Regions from separate parts of the Homo sapiens genome. Here region 2 is linked to region 1. A link is an interaction called in ENCODE POLR2A ChIA-PET data of the cell type or tissue named here. Cell type or tissue: GM12878. All regions are shown on one strand.

The links. Peaks named below come from ENCODE experiments on the same cell type or tissue, not always from the same donor. Only the 100,000 strongest peaks of a DNase experiment are listed, where the experiment ranks them.
Region 2: POLR2A ChIA-PET joins it to region 1 with 5 read pairs; 2 of 35 experiments call an interaction of 5 or more read pairs at or near these places.

The regions. Positions count from the first base shown.
Region 1 is chr5:139,213,640-139,216,139 of GRCh38, reverse strand. No RefSeq gene overlaps it. Among named protein-coding and RNA genes, the nearest start is that of SIL1, 17 kb to the right of the region's middle. In GM12878, no CTCF peak of the experiment used is centred here; no DNase peak of the experiment used is centred here.
Region 2 is chr5:138,725,967-138,728,466 of GRCh38, reverse strand. No RefSeq gene overlaps it. Among named protein-coding and RNA genes, the nearest start is that of CTNNA1, 26 kb to the left of the region's middle. In GM12878, no CTCF peak of the experiment used is centred here; a DNase peak (open chromatin) is centred at 1,436.

The DNA of each region.
Region 1 (2,500 bases):
TGTTTTAATTTCAGGATTAATCTTTTGTTTTGTTTTTTTTTTTGAGACAGGGTCTTGCCCTGTTGCCTAGGCAGGAATGCAGTAGCAGGATCATGGCTCACTGCAGCCTTGACCTCCCCTGCTCAAGTGATCCTCCTGCCTCAGTCTCCAGAGTAGCTGGGACTACAGGCACAGCCACACCTGGCTAATTTTTGTATTTTTTGTAGAGACGTGGTTTTGCCATGTTGCCTAGGCTGGTCTCGAACTTCTGAGCCCAAGTAATCTTCCCACCTTGGCCTCCCAAAGCGCTGGGATTACAGGCTGAGTCACCATGCCCGGCCAGGATTAATCTTAACAAAATAGTAATAACGACATAAGCATAGTCTGTAACACCGGATGACCTTATAACCAAGCACTTTCAGGAAATTTTAGTGCCTTTTTTTTTTTGCACTTGTATTATGTATTGATTGGGTTGGTGCCAAGTGATTTTCTGAAATGACAGCATTTAACTTTTAATGCTGCAACTATTTTCATCTCATTATTTACAGATATATCTGCAGCACCTAGAACAACAGTGCACATCGTAAGTGTTCAATAAAGACATGTTGAATAAATGAATGAATGAAGTTTCTCAAGCTAGGTTCTGACATCCTTGGGGCTCTTCCACAGTTTGAAATCGCCTCAGTATGGCACGTGAGGCTCTTCACAATTAAGCTGGGAATACTCAACCAGTAATTTTCCCAGACAGTCTGGGCAGGATGCGGGGGCGTAGTCCTCTTTAGAAAATAAAAAAAGTGAAAGTATAAAGCATTTATGTACATTTTGACAGGGCAGACGTGATATGCAAATGGATTGCAAATATAATGCAAATGACATGCAACTCCTCATGCAAATGAGCATCCTGTCTTTGGAATCGACTGCCGGGTATTCACTGATTTGTCTGCAGTACTGGCAGTAAATCTTTCAAGGGTTTGGGATGCAAGTTGCTTTGATGGTGATGTGTGTGTACTAGGGAGGAGGGGTAGTGGGATGGGGTCTCTCAAGGAGGAGTCGGTGTGGTGCTAACGCTTGCAGCTTAGTATGAAGCTTAATACAGTATACAGTTTAATATGAGGTTATTCTCCTGTGATGCTCTAAGGACTGACATTTCGGAATTGGTGGCGGGTGGTGGCAATGAAATGCAACTTCTTATATTCTTCAACTCTTTGGTTGCCTCACATCTTCTGTCCCATCCATCTCACATCATTGGGGTTCTGGTCCACAGGAGTAGAGAGTAGGGAGTCAGAGATCCCTAGCCCCAGGCCCTCATCATGAGGACTACAGAAGAGCTCTTGTAAATCATTTCTGGAGGAGGTTATGAGCATGGTGTGGAGTTCTGCACTTCCTAATCACATGACAAGCAGAATTTAGCTGAATTTCTAGGCCTGTTAGAAAAAGATGAGTGGTGACAAAAAGCATGGAGACTTTCTGAGAAATATAGCTGCTTAATCTCAATGCCAATAATGTGATATCTGACAAAATTGGGAAGCTTACTTGGAAATCTAAAGGGAAAAAATGTCAACTATGATTTTTTTCTTGATAAAAACCTGTTCTTCCTTGTCCTTGGTGTGAAAGGAAATTTGTGGTTACACAGACTCTTCCCCAATGATTATAAAAATATTGGGCAAATGATGCAAAAGACGCTTTAGCAGGTATATTTTAGCCTAACTCAAGATCTGTTTTTCTCTGACACTTTGCATCAGACCTGGGTTCAAACACTCAATTTTCAGCTATATAAACTTGGACAACTTATTCAACTTTTCTGAGCTCAGTTTCTGCATCTGTAGGGGAGTAATAGAATAATAGAATCCTTATGAGGCTGTCGTAAAGGTCACATGAGATAATGCATGTACTTAACACAGTGCCGGGCTCATAGTGAGCATTCAATTAATATGGCAATTTGCAATGACCATCTGTAGATTTGCTGCCTAGATTCCATTCATCCTCCATCTGATAACTGTACCCCATTTCTTCCTGGTGAACCATCATTTTCTTTTCATTCCATGTGGTCCTAATGAAACTGACTCCATCCTCAGCATCAGGAGTAGAACATGTGGCGTAAGCTGGGTGCAGTAGCTCACACCTGTAATTCTAGCACTTTGGGAAGCTGGGCCAGGTGGATCACTTGAGGCCAGAAGTTTGAGACTAGCCTGGCCAACATGGCAAAACCCTGTCTCTACTAAATATACAAAAATTAGCTGGGTGTGGTGGTACATGCCTGTAATCCTAGCTACTCAGGTGGCTGAGGCATGAGAATCACTTGAACCTGGGAGGAAGAGGTTGCAGTGAGCCAAGATTGTGCCACTGCACTCCAGCCTGAGCAACAAAGTGAGACCCTGTCTTTAAAAAACAAACAAACAAGGCCGGGCGCGGTGGCTCACGCCTGTAATTCCAGCACGTTGGGAGGCCGAGGCGGGTGGATCACGAGGTCAGGAGATGGAGACCATTCTGGCTAACACGATGAAACCCCGTCTCTACTAAA
Region 2 (2,500 bases), 490 kb after region 1:
GAGAAAGAAGAAAATTAAATTCACCTGTTATTCCATTACCCTAGATTTTCATTTTGGGGTGCATCTCTGTAGATGTTTATGTGTACATATCCAGTATATCTTTCTTTTTCAGGAAACTGGCTACTCTCATAGTATTAATTGGGTACAGTTGACTCTGTAGAGCTCGGATTTCATAAACTGACCTAATTTAGGAGTGCATTAATTCATCCACTTCATTTAACAAACACTATTCAGCACAAGGAATACAAGATAAACACAGCCTTTGTCAATGGAAAACATACACTTTAGTGGTGGCTATCAACACACATCTCCAGTCAATTACAAAACACTGCTGTGTAGACTGAGAGGAGAGGAGGGCCACCCAGCGCAATCTGGTTTCCTGGAGAAAGTGATGTTTAAATTGTAGTGTTTAAATCTTGAGGAACAGCTAGGAGTTAGTAAGGAAAAAGAGGAAAATTTACGAGAGACATTGTCAAGCTAGAACCTAGGCATAGGGGCCATGTACAATAGGCTTGGTTGCTCAAGGAGCAGATGACTCTATCTACAACCACCAAACACGATTACTGACTCTGCGCGTATGATTGAGTACGTGTGTGTGTGTTTGTAGCAGCCACTCAGACTGAGCAAGGGATAAGACTTTAACCAGTCAAGAACTCTTGGGCAGAGGCTATGAATGGAAAAAGCAGATACTTACACACCCTCCAGGGGAGGAGAGGAGCTAATTGATCCACAGGCTTAGACTGGAAATATCAGCCAAGAATTAAGCTCTCTAAGGGCAGAAATGGTAGCTTCTCTACCCTTGTGGAGTTCATAGGCCCAAGACAAAGCCACGTACAACAAGGACCCTCAGTTGTGACTAGTGCCCATGGCATCACTGGTTCTCTAAAGAGACCTCAGGTAAGAGGAAGACACTTTGGACAATCCTGGGATCATTCTAAGCCATCTCTTCTCAGGAGTGCGGTTGGTTCAACATGAAGTATGGAGTCTAGCATCTTGGAAGTGGTGCAGAAAAAATGTAAAAGCCCAGCATTTCCCTGAATCAATCTGAATTATTTATCAATGTCAGCAGCAGCACTGCCCATCACAGAATTTTCAAGAGAAGGTTGTAGGTCAGCAGGAAGTAAGTGTTGTTTCCAGTATTGTTTTGATGTTAACTTTTTTTTTTATTGTCAGGAGTAGACATTTTATTTTCTGCATCCTGTAATTCTTGTTGGCCAAGTTCTATTTTAGCACCTGGGCATAAATAAAAGTATTCAATGATAATATCAAAAGGGTTCTAAGTGTGCTGACAGGCACCACCATCTCATTAAATGTGAATATCTTTACAGTGTAACTCGATTTAAAAAAAAAAAAAGAGGTAGACAACCACAGTATGGTATTTTTAGGTACGTAGGTGAGGCAGGCGCCCACACATGCCACCACATCCTTCTGAACAGTAAAGACATCTCTTCTCTTCTCCTGGCCTTGGAGGGGATGGGGCTGTGATGACCTGGCATTGCTTCCTCAGTGAAGCCTTCCTTGAGGATCAGCCAGCCCCCCACTCTCATCTCCAAAGCCCATGCTTGTCAAAGCAGCTGCCAGAAAGTGACATGGAGAGTCCAGGCTCAGCCAGGCGTGGTAGCTTATGCCTGGAATCCCAGTGCTTTGGGAGGCCAAGGTGGGAGGATTGCTTGAGGCCAGGAGTTCAAGACTAGCCTGGGCAACATAGTGAGACTCTGTCTCTACAAAAAATTTAAAAATTAGCCAGCCATGCTGGTGCATGCCTGTGGTTCTAGCTACTTGGGAGGCTAAGGCAGGAGGATTGTTTGAGCTCAGGAGTTTGAAGCTACAGGGAGCCATGATTGTGCCACTGTACTCCAGCCTAGGTGACAGATTGAAACTGTGTAAAAAAGACAAGAGAGTCATGGCCCATCTCTGTGGTCAGTGAAGCCTCGGCACCGAGATGGACAGGAACACGCCTAGTCATGGTAACTGGACCCCTAAAGACAGCAATCACGAAGGCCACAACTGTCCAGGGGTCTGCATGTTCTATGCATGGGAGAAATGTCACCACCTCCCTCAGGCACAGGCCTGGCCAGGGGTCGTCACTGGGTGGGTGAACACCCACTGGTCTTCTCAGCCAACTTGGCAGTCAGGATAAAAATAACACCAGCCGCCTCATTTTCCAAAATTAAGGGCGATGCTTTAGCAAATATATGCAGATGTATACAGACACAGATGGGAACAAGTGTATTTAATTGTAAATGAGTCAGAACGGAGCAAATGAGATTTCCCTTATATTTGGGTTCCAAAAATTACAGAGAAAATGTGCCTGAGGCAGAAACAAACTAAAAAAAAAAAATGGAGGTAGGTTATTGAGGCAGGAGCCACATGGGAGAGAACCTTTGGACCCAGAAGGCTGGGACGACTTTGGCCTCCTCTAGGGGTTATGAAACTGTTCTGGCTCCAGAGAACTCAATCCCAGAGGCCCTGAAGTGGCCACAATGCTAATGGGATGAAC